2 separate regions of the Homo sapiens genome follow, and region 2 is linked to region 1. A link is a loop called in an ENCODE intact Hi-C map of the cell type or tissue named here. Cell type or tissue: gastrocnemius medialis. All regions are shown on one strand.

Region 1 (8,000 bases):
TGTCTTTGCTGGAGCATTTGTTCCAACAGATTTCAAATTATGCCTTCAAAATATGTATTAGTAGATGGGTGCAGTGGCTAATGCCTGTAATCTCACCATTTTGGGAGGCTGAAGTGGGTGAGTGGATCGTTTGAGACTATCCTGGGCAATACGGTGAGACCCTGTCACTACAAAAAAATGCAAAAATTAGCCAGGTGCCGTGGTCTGCGCCTGTAGGCCCCACTACCTAAAAGGCTGAGGTGGGAGGATCGCCTAAGCCCGGGAAGTCTGAGGCTGCAGTGAGCTGAGAGAGTGCCACCGCGCTCCAGCCTGGGCAGCAGAGCGAGACCCTGTCTCAAAAACAAAAAACATATTAGCACTGGTCTACAATTATTAAAATGTTCACTGTTGTTCAAAACTGGTTTTGCCCAGAAGATAAAGACAAAAGTATTGTTCTACATTTTTAAAAATCATTTCCAAAATAAAAATTGTACTGAGAAATAAAAGGTGTTGTGGGCGCTACATACATGGGATTTATTATACTATTCTGTTCACATTGTACACATTTCAATATTTTATAATAAAAATTATTTCTCATGGTTATTCTCTTACATAATTTTTTTCTAAATATGTAATTAGTAATTTTATGCACTTAAAATTACATTAATGTCACTTATACTTTCCTTCAGCATGTGCTGGAATTAAACCAATCAATTTGTTTTTAATGGACTCATGGAGGGATTTTCAGTATATTTTTGAGATGTATAGGTTGCCACCAGCTTTACTCAGTACATGATGGATAGTTTCTATTTTAAAATATGGCATTTGTTGTGATATAATTTAAATTACTTTTCTGCTGGGAGCATGCGTTCTTCAGAGTTACAATTATGCAAAGGGAAATTATACATCATATTCCTACTTTATCTTCCTTTATAGTCCTCATTGCAGTTACTTTCACTCAGGTACAATTACATTAGAGAAAACAGAATTTCATATTTAAATTAAGAACAATTCTATTTAGAAAATTCATTTCAGTTCTTAGTTAATTACAAAAGAGAAATGGAACCCAATCTAAAGATAAACAAGTCAAGGCTCAAAAGTAGCAGAAACTCACATAAAGAGCTATACATAATCAATAACTTAGAGCTCACACAAGCCCAGTTAACAGTACAAGTTACTGTATCATAATTATATCTTTAAAATATTTTTAGATCTTTTCATTTACTATAAATGCTATGTATGTTCATTGTAGAAAATTTGGAAACTAGAGAAAGGCAAAAAGAAAAAAATAAAAATAAGATCATCCTGTGATTATTACATCCAAATGTAATCACTATTAATATTTTCCTGTATTTCTTTCAAATTCAGTTTTTGGCGTACATGGGATGTAACTAACAATAGCCCTTATATTTTACAAGATTCTCATTTCTTGTGCTCTTAATTTCTTATGTTGGAACATACATGGTAAACCTTTTCCCATTTTATTAACTGTGCCTCTAATAATGGCAGACGTTTTGGCCCAATGTTATATCTACACCATGATTTTATATAACCGGGCTGATATTGTAAGAAATTTAGAGTGTTTCAATTTTTTCCTACTATAAATGATGCTATAATCAGCAATCCTATGTAATTTTTTCACATCTTTATTTCCACTTGATAAATTATTTAAAATCAAATTTCTGGGTCAACACATATGAATATATTTAAGTACTTGAGAAAGAGAAATGATAAAAATCCCTGAAAGTTGTCAGTTAGACTCCAGTTGGCAATGCCAGATATCCATGTTTTTTTCAATACTATGTCTTGTCTTTCTAAAAACATAATTCCCTATTTGAAAAATAAAAATTGATCTATAATTTTTATTTGTTTATAGTGTCTTTAATTAATGGCGAGGTTGAACATAACTGTTTGTGCCATGGCTGTTTCTCCTTTTTATTTCTTAAATGCTTATTTTTAAAATCTCCTTCTTTTCAATCCAACCACCTTATTTGAAGCCTACCATGTTACAGGCATGGAGATGAATGCTAACGATAGAAAATGAATGAGGCATGGACCCCCATCTTCAAGGATTTCACAGGCTAGCAGCAAAAGGCGCATGAATGACTAATTCCAGTCTATTATTATAAGTGCTTTATAGCCATATGTATAAAATGCTTGTAAACCACAGATAAGGAAACAGAAAAGCCTGCAGGGGATTAGTGAAGGATGTGCAGACGTTGTAAAGTTTGAGCTGGGCTCTGACGAATAAACATCAATTCACCAGGCAGGTGGGAGAGAGAAAAGAGAGTGTCCCAGCAAAGGAAATAACATGTGGAAAGACAGACAAGTAAATTCACACAGAATGATGGAAGAGACAAACCACACACTGTGAAGGTTATTGTAAAGCTAGCCGAGGGTTTGAGCTATATCAATGGCAACAGGGATTCACTGATGGGCTTTTGAGCAGAGAATGAACAGGACAAGTTTTGGGTTGTGAAAGTGGAAGGAAAGGAAGATCTGTGGTCATTGTTGGGTTTGGGGGTGTGGGGAGAGTGAGAGTGAGAGAGTATGTATACTAGGTCAAGGTTAACTATAAAATACTTTTAGCTTGGGTTATTCAATGTAGAGTAATACACTTACTTTTAAAAATATAGGCATGAGAAGGAGGTAACCCCTTTTAAAGTTATTTCTTTTATATAAACCCTAAAACAAAGCAGCTGTGATCGAATGTATTATTTTTCCCAATTTTTCACTACTCCCCATATGGAGGCTTTTGCTATGAGGCTTTGAAGTTCTTCCAAACAGAATGTTCCCCCATTGATATTGGACTTGCTTTGCCCAGTGGGTGGAAGTGACTGAGCACCAGTTCCTACCTAGACTTCAAGAAGCATCATGTGTTTCTATATGCTAACCTGGAAACTTTCAGTCTCCATCAGGAAAAGAATGTTTCCGAAGGAGCACGCTGTCCTCAGAAGAATGAGACGTCCATGGAGCAGACCTGAATGAAACCCACAGTCTGGAGTCAAGCCCAGCTGAGCCCAGCCTAGATCAGCCAACCCCTCAGCCTATGGAGCAATGTGTAAGCCATGGAATTTTAGCATGGCTTGTTATGCAGCATTATTATAGGAACGGCTAACCGATACACTGGCATATTCCACCCCTATCTAGATACAGCCCATCTCTGTTTAAAGACACTTCTGAAGAAAGCGGGTTGGGCTAATACGCTGTACATTATCTGGAAAGTGGGATAATACAATTTGAAGTTTGTGATGATTAAATGTAGCCCAGTTTCACCAAATGGAGAACGTCATCTCATCAACTGGAAGTTGCTGATGAGTTTCCATCCAGAATTAAAGTACTCAAGTCTCTTACATAAGAAATCAATCAACTATTGATTCTGTTGGGATGGCATGCATTATAATAAAATGCTAAATAGACAGATATGAGCTCAGTCCATATTGTAAATAAGAATATTTACATCTTTGTTGCCTCCTTCTGGTCAGTCTTATGAGTAAGCTGTTGAGTGGCACGGAGGTTTTAAAATCAGGTTGTAATAGGCGTCCACATTCTGCTCATTAAGATAAAGAAAGGTTTACCAGAGAAATGGTCTATTAGGTGGTATTTTGCTTTCACTTGCAAATTAAGGGATAATTAGTTTTGAATATCTGGAGATGTAGAATCTATGTGTTTGACATAATTTCATAGGTAGCCAACACCAAGAGTTCAAGTATCTTTGCAGGGCAAAGAAGGGTTATTTTGAAGTTAAAAGAGATTACACAATATTGCATTCTGAATATATACTATTCAGGTAAATATTACAGGTGGCATATATTTATCTCACCATTCAGAACCAATAGTTTTTTTTAACTTGCTAATATTTGGAAAAAGTTGACAAAGTCTGAGTGTCATCGTATTTTCCTTTTTCTTTTGTAGAGACAAGGTGTTGTTTGAACAACAAGATTTAAACTATTTTAAATAATTAAAGGCAAATTCCCGTGTCTTCATTTAATTTGAAATAGCACTTCTTCCCTTAACACTTTTTAAAAATAAATAAACAGAATCCTCCTCATTGCTTAAACAGGGAGAGTAAGTAGGTTTAAATGATTCTTACCTTTGTAAACTGTTACTTGGTCTTCTCTCACTCTTAAAATTTACCAAGACAACTAAAGCATATTTCATGAGGAAAATTTCAACAAGTCTGAAGTGGAATAAGACTCAGGGACTAAGAAAGCTTCTAAATTTGAATTTAAATGGAAATTCTTGGTAGGAAACTTCTCTTCCCTCACATCTAGCCCCATCTTGGCAGAAGATGATTTCTTTATCTAAAAGTAGGTGGTCAGCTTGTCTAAATCACACATAAGGGCATATCATCTGAAAAGGATTTTTCCTCTGATTTATGTAATTACTAAAAAATATAATAGTAAAATCACATCTGGTTAAGCAATTAACAAGTTATCTTTATTGTAAAGAATAAAATGTTATGCAATTCTAACTAAAGAATGAATGATGAGTGACTATGAGATCTCAATCATAACCAGGGCACAGTTCCCAGGGGTGGGGAAGAGCAAGGATTCATTTCCGAAAGGAAGAATAAAAAACGTATCTTGCTCACTGCTTCTTTGAATATTTAACTCATTTCTGCATTAACTTTATCCACTAAAAGGTTCTGGAAAGTCTGTGATGTGTGAGGCACAGGGAACACAAAAGTTAGTAAGACAGCCACTGGCCACCAGGGGTTGTAGGTGCAGCAGAATAAATGGTAAGACATGTTCATGAATAACATTAGTCAAAGAAATAAGCGAAATGTGTGAGATAAAAGGAACCACCAAGGTTATATGAAATTTTAGGGCATAGAGAGTTAATGCCTACAGAAAGAGATGACATTTTCCCCCAAATGCACTAGAGAATGCACAGGATTTAAATAAGGAGAAAGAGAGAATTCTAGGAAAAGGAAATGGTAGATACTGGCATGAGGTCAGGAACCTGAAAGGTATCTTTCTATTTTAGTAGGTAGTGCTGTTTAGTTACAGCATGGAGAAAAGTGTAAAAGTGCATTAAGAAAAGGTAGCGGAGGGCTAACTACTAAGCTAAGGAATTTGGAAACTAGCTTGTGAGCCACTAAACGTTTTAGGGCAGAAAGGTGATGTGCTAAAAGCACAGATTTGAAAGGTGAATGGGTGAGAATGAGAGAGATTTCAGGTGAGGACTCCGGCAAGAGGCTTATTTTTGTTTGGGATGGGCTTTCCACATTTTCACATTCCTAGAGTTTGACAGGAACACAAATTAAAGTCCTCCGTGCACGGTAAAGCCAGGTAAGAAGCCAACTTCTGTTTTAGAATAACATATTGGCCATGCAGTTACGTTTATTTTTACAATGGAAGTGACTGATTTTTTTTATTGCTATTTCACTTTTCACCACAAAGCACCCATCATATTCTTGCAAGAAACTCTTTGAGAGCAGACTAACTCTTAGCCCATCTCAGAGGACAGACTGTCATGAAACCTAACGAATGTGTGACAAGTGGCTAGTTTAGCAAGATCAGTAAGCTCTAGAGGTCTGCTGTACAACACAGCGCCTGTAATTGACAGTACTGCATTGTGCACTTAAACATTTTATTAAGAGGGTAGATTGCATGGTGGGTGTTCTTACCACAAACAAATCAACAAACACTGGAGGGGCATAAGGAAACGTTTGGAGGTGAATGATATTGGAAGCCTTGATTATGAAGCTGATGGTTTCACCAGTGCTTGTATATATCCAAACTCATCACACTGTATACATTAAACCGGAGCAATTTTTTGTAGGTCAATTATACCTCAGTAAAGCTGTTTACAAAAAAGAAATGCAGTGAAAGAACCTAGAGTTTATAGAGGAAGAGGAAAAGGAGAAAAAAGTATGGGGAAGGTGTCCTCTATAGAACTAAGGGCAGGTTCTGCCAGGCCAAATCTCTGTGTCTGGGGTCATCAGTCAAAAATCAAACAGAGCAGAATTGAAAAGCTACCCTCAAATCCCCACCACACTATAAACCTTCTCTGCATTGAAATATGTTGCTTAAGTATGAAATGCAAGACCGTTGGGGCAGTGGTTGATATTGAGATCATTTTGAAACAAGTCATCAGACCACCCCTCTCTTCCACACTAAGGAGCACGTTTCAAGGATTATATTTCTTTTGTTCAGTGGGAGGTAAAACAGACGCTGTGGTATCACACAACGGTGGGTGAAATGGAAATAACATGGAAGGGCAAAGGAGAAAAATATAGTGATGGATGAGTTGACAGCACATGACCCCTGGGTCCATCTGAGAGCAGCAAAGAGAGAGACATGGGAGAGGGCTCCATCTTGACCCTCAGGTCTCCACCTGGATGACCAAGTGAATGGAAATAGCATTAAATAAAATTAGTCAGAATGAGTTTGACTCCTGATATGATGAGTTCACATGCCTTTGGGACATCCAGGTGCCCAGCACACAAATGAAATTGTTCTAGAGGGTTCAAGGCTTAAGATAAAGATTCAGGCATTATCTCCTAAATGAAACTATGACAAGATAACTTGAAACTAACACTGATGGAGAAGGCATAGAAAGTCAGAGAATATTTTTAAGAATCACTTAGGTGTTGGGAAGAGGAAAAGGAATGCAGAGAGGCAGAAAAGGAATATTCAGAGGGGAGGAAGAAACACGATTATGCTGCATCTGAGAAGTGAAAGGTGGAGGAACTGCCCAACTACAACACAATGAAAGGATTGAGGAAGACAACCAAGAGAGGCCATCTGACCAGGTGTGGGAACCCCATCAAGAGTCCTTCTCTTAAAGTGGTGGGAAAAGATAGCAGATCAAATTGCCCGAAGGAGTGAAAGGGTAAGAGAGTGAGTGTATCCTAAGAAGGTGGAGAGAGTGACTGTGTAGCCTGATTTTTCTAAAAATTTATTGGTGATAAACATCAGAAAAATTATCGTATTAACCATGGGAGACTTGAACAGATTTAAGCTAGCGGAGAGAGGAAAAAAATACCATCACAAAATGAACCTTAACAAGTATTTAGTGGGTTCCTAATATGTACCAGGCATTGGAATGGGATGCTGCCCCATGGCTCTTATGTCTGTGTGTGGCAGTGCTCTGTTTATTTTTACCATTAGCTCACCACAGCAAGAATTGCAACTTGTTCATCAATGCATCTGGGAAGGCTAGCATTGTGTCTGACATGTAACAGCCCCTGCAAACTTTTCTAGAATTAATGAGTGGCACCGTGTCAACCTTTAAGAAGTTCTGTTTTTTTCTTCCCTTAACAACTCCGCTTTGTCTTTGGGCCTTCCTTAACCTCCAGAGTTAAACATGTTTCAAGGATTATATAAATATATTTAGTTAGGCATCCACCCACCCAGGTGCCCATTACACCCTGGGTGTTCTTCCATCAAAGCAGTTTAAAGAGAGAAAAATCAACAAGTGGCTTCGAGATTTTGACCAGTCCCTAAGCAAAGGAGAAACATAGAAAGCAAAACCTCAGCGCAGCTTACTGACTAGTTTGGAAACTCAGGGGAATTAATTTCTTATGCACTTCAGGTTTTTCATGAATCGCTTTTATTGGTTCTCTTTTTACTCTTGCAGGTTTTCCCAGGGCTAGACTGACTAGCTTGGCTGAATTCAAATGAGCAGAGAAACCTCTAAATCAGCCTAGTGAGTATAGCGTCTGGTTTTTCTCGTGCTGTCAATCTCATGTAAATAGCCAAGCCATGCACATTGTAAGCAAAGCCCATTAGATTCTATTGGCTGGCTTGGCACCCAAGTTAAAAATGAAACTTGCTAAAGAGTCTACCCAGCAAATAGCTTTTCTTTGGCAGAACGCTGCTGTTCAACTTGGGAAGGAATGTGATAAAGTGCTTTACTGGATGGCAACATTGTGGTCTCGCTTTCCTCAGATCACAGTGGGATAATGAAGCTGGAATCCATTTAAACCTTCCATTTCACCCCACACAGCTCATAGACACTGTGTCAAACCACATCACACTGCAATAAATGTGCTAAAATCTATAAGCTTATTC
Region 2 (8,000 bases), 320 kb before region 1:
GACATCTTACAAATTTTTCATACTTAGCCTGCTTCAATCTTGATTCTGTCCCTTCCACTTGCCTCTCCCCAACTTGTCTCACTGTTCCCAGGACTCTCCCTGCAAAAATGTTACACAATTGCCTTTGAAGTTGTAAGAAGGGGTCACGACTGCCTCCAGAGACTGAAGAGACAAGGAACAAATGCTCCTTGGAGCCTCCAGAAGGAACCAGTTCTGCTGACACCTTGATTTTGGCCTTGTGAAACTCATTTTGAACTTTTGGCCTCCAAAACTAAAACAGAATAAATTTGTGTTGTTTTAAGCCACAAAGTTTGTGCTAATTTGTTCATAGAGTAATTAACAGGAAACTAGTAGAGATAAACAACATCTCCCTAATCCAGACACCCTATTACAACCATTGGCAAGTCTGGTCATGCTAACTACAGCTATATCTTCAGCTAAATCATCTCTGTCCATCTCTATTGCTATAACCTTAGGCTGGGTTTATCATAACAATGTCCTAACCATTCTCTCTGCGGGGTGGTTTGAAAATGGCTGCACATTCCTTGCCAATCTTCATGAAGAGCTGAATCTATTTCCCTTCCTCTTGATTTTGAGATAATCTTGGGCTGCTTTGACGAACAGAACACAGGGGAACTGATGGTGTGTAACTTCTGGGGCTGGGCCTCAAGAGAGCCATAGCTTCTGTTTTCATATGGTTGACCTGCTCCCTTTAAAAGCCAACCACCAGGCTGGGCGTGATAGCTCACACCTGTAATTCCAGCACTTTGGGAGGCTGAGGTGGGTGGATCACCTGAGTTCAAGAGTTCAAGGCCAGCCTGGCCAACATGGTGAAACCCTGTCTCTACTAAAAATACAAAAATTAGCCAGACGTGCTGGCACGTGCCTGTAGTCTCAGCTATTAGGGAGGCTGATGCAGGAGACTCACTTGAACCTGGAAGTCAGAGGTTGCAGTGAGCCGAGATCGCACCCTGAACTCCAGCCTGGGTAATAGAGCAATACTCTGACTCAAAAAAAAAAAAAAAAAATGCCAACCACCACATAAGACATCTGATTAGCTATGAGGGAGACAAAACAGCACATAGAATCACCAAGGTGCATGCAAAGAATCACCAAGGTGCCAGGTGTATGAGTGAAGCTTTCTTGGATTTTCCAGCCTAGCTAAGTTACCAGGTGAAAAAAGCTATGTGAAAGACCCAGTTGACAACCAGCTGAATCCTGCTGGAATTCTTGACCCACAGAAACATGACCACATAGAATGATTATTTCAAGTCTCTAAGTTTGGAGTAGTTTGTTACACAGCCATAGCTAACTGAAACACCTCTCTACCTGCTTTTATGACTGTTCTAATCCCCTGTCACACAGCAGCCAGCAGGGTCATCTTGCAGTTATTCTGACGATCACTTCCTTGCTTCCTGTTACATAGAGAAGAAAACTGAACTTCCATCCTCTGTCACTCTGTATCTCATGATCCCTGGGACCATGAGACATCACAAGAATCATTGACTATTTATGATGTAACTGCTATTCGATTAGAAATTCACTTACCACATTGATACTTCTTACTGAAGCACTACGTGTCAGGCACTAAGCTAAATGTTAAGGACATGGTAGGGCACTGATAGGAACTGGAGATGGACAAAAAACAAAAAAAGAAACAACGCTTTTAAAAATGTGAAAGTGTAACAAATGCTATGAATGGAAAACACACACAAGTGAGGTACTGTGATAGAAAACTGACAGGGGGTACTCAATTTAAGTAAGTTGATAAGGGAAGGCTTCTCTGAAGAGGTGATATTTAACCAGACAGTAAAATGAGAAAGATCTTTGACATCATTATTCCTAGAGCAGGCTCTGTCTTTCCAGATGCAAAGCTCAGAAACAGCATCCATCCAAGAGAGGCCACAGCACTCCATCTGGTTCTAAAGCCTCAGCCATCCTGATAGCATCCGTTTTGCTAAAATACTTCCCTCTTCCTTTTCCCATTCTCCATAAATTGTCACCCTGCCCAGCTCACTATCTCAGTTTCGAGCTCCAAATCACAGTTCTCACAGCCTCTCTAGAGGGCCTCTCCTTCAGGTAAGCATCTCCTGGACTATTGTGACATCTCAGGGCTGACATTAGCATGGGGCATTAAGGCAGGCATTGACCATCTGAAGTTGAATTACGTTTCAATTTTGCTGGGAGACTGAGACACAGATTCTTCATAAGTGCCGTATCTGGGGTGAGGCTTCTTTATTTTTGTTCTTTCTACTCATTTCATATATTTATCACTATACTTTTTAGCTCACTGGAGTTTAACTGGAGGCGTCTGGTTTCACTTAATGCAGTGCAAAGAGCAGCATGAGCCACTTCAGTGTCACAGTCATTTGGTGACAATTTTGCATTGGGTGCCCTGAATCCTCTGCTGCTGGTCATTCAGGACATAGGAGAACATCTTCCCTAGCACACCATGGGTGAGCTGGAAGAATTTTTAGCTGGGAAAGGCATTGCTCACTCATTTTCTGTATCTGGACCTGCCAGTTACTCATCCCATTGTATTCCGGGGTTGGCACAGGGAGAAGGTCACCAGGAAACTATTTTGGAAAGAGGATTAGCATAAACCATGATGCTGGGAATTCACATGGTGTAAGGGACACAAAAAATCCACTCATCCGGACAAAGCCCCTTTGCAACCCTGATGTACAGCCTCAATTGTCTACCATTAGAGTCACCTCTTGAGTTATCTCCAGGAGATGCTGATTTAAATATTCATGTGTGTGGACCACATAATTAGAAACTGACATTACACTAGACCAGGATCCTGGAAACCTGGGCCCTAGGTCCAACTCTCCTCCACTGTGCTGTGCAACTTTGGGAAAGACTGTGGTATCAGAGAGACCAAGGCTAGATTTCTCCTTTGTAAAATGGAGAGCGCAATACCTTAGTCCCCGTATTTATTCCTATATTCTTTGTGCCAAGGAACTTGTATTAAGCACCCACTATGTGCCAGGCCCTCTGCAGGAGTGTAGGAGTGAGAGTCATTAGCCATTGAGGGGAAGAGCCTGGTTGACAGAGGCATGCTTTCAGGTGAGAGAAAATGACTATTATCAAGTAGTACCAGTTGGAATAGGTTGTTTAAGGGGAAGTAAAGAGGCTGTGGAAGGCAGTGGAAGGCAACAGTGTCCCAGCTGAAAGCAAGGGTTCACAGCAGACTGTGAAAACAGACAATAGGTACAGAATAAGACAGTTATTACCTGCTTTTAAAAAATGTAAACCTGTGCATCCTAATGCAGAGATCTGAGATGTATTTGCACAGTGAGGTGAGGATAGCATTGCACTGCGGTTAGGCATGCAGGCTCTGGATTCAGATCTGAGCTCAACTTTTCCGGAGAGTTTCATTACTTACAAGTTATGAGGCAGTGGGAATGTTACTTAACCTTTCTACACCTCGACTGCCTCTCTGGGCCTCTTTATGAATTAGGCAATATGACATGAGTTAATGGAGGGGATGCAACAAGCCTAAGTCCTGGTTTGGAGTAAGGGCTCAGTAAACATCAGGAAGACTCTACAGTTCTCTTCCCTTTCACACTTTGTCTTTTCAAAGAAGGCCTGCAATTTATAATCCAAGTAAAGTTTTGTTCCTATACAAAAATGCTGGATTTTTAAGAATGGAGACCTACGCATTTATCAACATCCACAATTTTTCAGCTGGACTGACTCTCTGGGACAAATGACCTATATTCTTTAATTTGAACCAAAGAAGTTGTGGCAACAAAATACATCTGCTTTATATCCATCTTATATTAATATATTGTTTATCAATCAAAGGGGCACTGATAAAACAGAAAATCAGCTTTTTGAGGAGTTGGGAATTTTTGAAGCCATAGAGCTTTTGGGTTATGAGACGTAAAAGTAGGCCGGGTGCGGTGGCTCACGTTTGTAATCCCAGCAATTTGGGAGGCCGAGGCTTGCGGATCACAAGGTCAGGAGATCAAGACCACCCTGGCTAACACGGTGAAACCCCGTCTCTACTCTAAATACAAAAATATTAGCTGGGTGTGCTGGCGGGCACCTGTAGTCCCAGCTACTCGGGAGGCTGAGGCAGGAGAATGGCGAGAACCAGGAGGTGGAGTTTGCAGTGAGCCAAGATCCTGCCACTGCACTCCAGCCTGGGTGACAGAGCGAGACTCCTTCTAAAAAAAAAAAAAAAAAAAACAAACAAAAAAAAAAACAAAGGCAAAAGTCTGGATTAAGAAAGTTAGTGATACAGGGAGGTTTGAGGGATAAGCACCCTGTCTTTAAGCTCTATTGCAGATGTGATGTGTGTCATGGAACCAGAAAGTCAGCCTGCTAGCCTCAGTTTTCTCCTGACTGACTTGTCATGCAACAGCCTGGCTCTACCCAGATTGGTGGCCAAACCGTCTTGTGCCTGCTCTGAATGATGGAATCTCCGAAGAGTTCAATCTCTCATAAGAAACCTAGGCCATGGCAGACACCCGAGCGCCAGTGTTACATCCTTGCAGTCACCTCTGATTTCAGCAGCAGCTGCACTGGACAGTTCTTTTTGAGCACACACTCACCTGGCTCTCCCAGAGTTCAACCTAAGCTTACATGACTGCAAATCATCCTGCCCCAGATCTCTGACACATACAGGAACTTGTTCTAAACAGAAGGCAGTTAACACCCGCTCTCCCTGCTCCCAGGCAACTCTCAATCCATGGACAGTAGGGAGACTAGGAAAAAAGGCTCCAGTCCCTCTATTTTTCAGGTGGATGACTCTGAGAATTCTGAAAAGCATTTCATAGGGTTCCCAGAGGATCTGGGAGAATTGAAGAAATGAAGCCCCTGTGTACAGAAGCAACCTCAGAAATGCTCTTTTTTGATTGGCCTCCTTCCTCTTCTCAATGTCCCCATGAACTCACTTCTGCTTCCTGGGACCACCTCTCAGATCAAGTTCCTGCACCTGACCACTTGTCCTGGGCTTTTCTTCCCGGGAATCTCCAACTAAGGCAGATACAGTAAAACCGGGACATCCATCTTTGAATGAGAATGGATTAGATTTGCACATAACAAGAGGTTCCACCAGTTAAGAAGATTAAAAAAAGCAAAGCAAAGCAAGAAAATATCCTTGCAAAGCCTTGTTAGAGTCCTGGAAGAGAGATAATCTCATCACCAGATAGTTTCTGTGAGGTCAGCGTGTGTCAGCAGTAATTCTTTCTCTCAGACTGCACGTTTGTTTTTAAGACCATCCCAGATGCTGACTTCAAAAGCTTTCTAGTTTGTAATGCACTACATAAGACTCTTCTGTTTTCTTTCCTAAATATTTAGTTCTATTTACACAGGAGACACTTACACCACAACATCAGTATGGGAACATCATTAATGTTTTCTTCCTGTGTGGTCAGGGGAGCTCAGGAGTGGAGATTGGCCCCTAAAGTCCAGCCCTCACCAGCTATGCCATCTCTTGGCAACATGGTTGGAATTTGGACAAGAGCATTTGTTAGAATAAACGACGCCCCTGTCATCAGTGAGGTCACAAGAATGCATCTGTTGGGAAAAGGGGAAATGAATTATTTGGTACCCCCATGTTGAAACATAGGAACACCAAACCGCCAGAGAAGAACAAACACTTTTCTTGAAGAATTGGCCAGCGGCACACGCAGAAAACCCCACTTGAACAAAACGTGGAGGCGCTGCTACCTGGGCCTCTTTATTTGATGAGTGCAGCGAAATCCAGTTTTTCCCCAGTAACCAACAAAGATGAGAATAGAAAAAGCTTCTGAGAGTTCTGCCATCTCCCCTCACAAAGGAGAGGGGCTAAGGTCACACCCCAAGCCCGATAAAAGACGTAACTCATGAAGTTCAACAAACTAACTTTGTATTTAGAGCTAAAGAATGACATTTAACGATTTATATTTTTAAGAATATAGTGAAGATTTCATAGTTTTAGAAGTAAATATTCTTACTTTTGAAAGTAAAGTTGCTGTGAGTCATGATAATCCAAGACATGATTATCTTTGTTTTATTTTATTTTTTTAAAAAATATCATTTGTAAGACATTTCCCCGACCCCATTTTAATGCCTTCAAAATTAGGGAGGAACCTTACCATTGATGTTAAGGAATTACTGTGTGCAGGTTTAAGCGTCAGCATTTTTCTTTCTTAGTACCATAAAAAATACAAGTGTGCTGGAAGCACACTCTGGTCTTAACATCTACCCTCACCCCTTTTCTGGAGTGGGAGGTGATCTTATCTTAGACGGTTTAAAATTAGTATTGTCAAGTCTTAAGAATATTCAAGACAGCTCAGGTCAAAGGGAATGGCCAGGAAGAAAGGCTAGAAACTGGTTTATAGATGGTTTTGTGTGTCATGCTAAGGATTTAGCCTTACAGCCTCAGTGGTGAGCCTTTTTTTTTTTTTAACAATAGAAAGTGGCAGTAAAAGATACTTGCTAACTCAATAAAAGCGGGAGTCATCCAATTACTACTTTTGAAAAAAACTTACTTTTAACTTTCTAATTAAAGCATAACATGTATCATTCATATATTAAACTGCAAAAGTGTAAGTGTACAGTTTGGTGAATTTTTTTTGAGTGAACACACCTATGTCACCACCATAAAGATGAAGACATACAACTCTGTCATGATCTCAGAAACCTCCCTCAGGCCCCTTCCAGTCATCACCTTTTCAAAGGTAACCACAAGTATTAGTCTGTTCTCAGGTTGCTAATAAAGACATACCTGAGACTGGGGTGCAGTGGCTTACACCTGTAATGCCAGTACTTTGGGAGGCCCAGGCAGGTGGATCACGAGGTCAGGAGATCAAGACCATCCTGGCCAACATGGTGAAACCCCATTTCTCCTAAAAATATAAAAATTAGCTGGGTGTGGTGGCACGTGCCTGTAATCCCAGCTACTTAGGAGGCTGAGGCAGGAGAATCACTTGAACCAGGGAGTCAGAGGTTGCAGTGAGCTGAGAATGCACCACTGCACTCCAGACTGGCGACAGAGTGAGACTCCATCTCAAAAAACAAACAAACAAACAAAAAAGAGTAAAAAAGGTTTAATGGACTCACAGTTCCACATAGCCGGGGAGGACTCACAATCATGGCAGAAGGTGAAGGATGAGCAAAGGCACATCCTACACGGCAGCAGGCAAGAGAGCGTGTGTAGGGAACTCTCTTCTATAAAACCATCAAATCTCGTGAGACTTATTCACTATCACGAGAACAGCATGGGAAAAACCCACCCCCGTGATTCAATTACCTGCCACTGGATCCCTCCCGTGACATGTGGGGATTATGGGAGCTGCACTTCAAGATGAGACTTGGATGGTGACACGGCCAAACCATATCACCACCATCCTGGCTCAATATAGATTAGTTCACATCACCATCTATAGCTCAACAGAGATTAGTTAGTTCTGCCTGCTGTTGAACTTCATTTCCATAGGATATTCCCTTCCCTATCTGGCTTCTTTCATGCAATGTTATGCCTATTAAGTTTATCCATATTTTTGAGCATAATAACAGTTGCTTTTTTTTTTGCTATGTATTTGGTATATACATATGATATATGTGCCAAAATTTATCCATTTGTCCCTTGATGGACTTTTGAGTTGTTTCCAGTTTTTAGCTATTACAAAGTGTTATTCTGGACTTTCTTGTAAGAGCCTTTAGTGTACATGTGTATACATTTGTTTTAGTTATAGATCTGGAAGTAGGATTTCTAGGTCAAGAATGTTCAGCTTTACAGTGTGTGAGAATTCTGATTGCCACACGTCCTTGCTATTGTTATTATACTTACTTTTTAAATTCTAATTAATTTTCACATGTGTGTATAATAGTATCTGAATAATTTCCGTGTAGTTTTCCTTTGCATTTCCTTGATGACTAGTGATGCTAAAAACCTTTTAATATGTTTAGTGGTCATGTAGATATCCTCTTTTGTTAAAAGCCTGTTAAATATTTCCTCCATTGTTAGTTGGGTTCTCTGCCCTTTTGTTATATTTTTGTAGGAG

The links. Peaks named below come from ENCODE experiments on the same cell type or tissue, not always from the same donor. Only the 100,000 strongest peaks of a DNase experiment are listed, where the experiment ranks them.
Region 2: a loop joins it to region 1, with 1.9 times the contacts of the local background. A loop is called at or near these places in 7 of 110 quality-filtered maps.

What each region holds. Positions count from the first base shown.
Region 1 is chr16:82,735,581-82,743,580 of GRCh38, reverse strand. All of the region lies in intron 1 of CDH13 (cadherin 13), which reads right to left. Among named protein-coding and RNA genes, the nearest start is that of MIR8058, 51 kb to the right of the region's middle. RefSeq lists an enhancer at 7,139-8,000. In gastrocnemius medialis, a CTCF peak has its summit at 4,685 (motif pointing right); no DNase peak of the experiment used is centred here; H3K4me3 peaks cover 662 bases; H3K27ac peaks cover 2,947 bases.
Region 2 is chr16:83,055,991-83,063,990 of GRCh38, reverse strand. All of the region lies in intron 3 of CDH13 (cadherin 13), which reads right to left. Among named protein-coding and RNA genes, the nearest start is that of CDH13-AS1, 340 kb to the left of the region's middle. In gastrocnemius medialis, no CTCF peak of the experiment used is centred here; a DNase peak (open chromatin) is centred at 4,499; H3K27ac peaks cover 584 bases.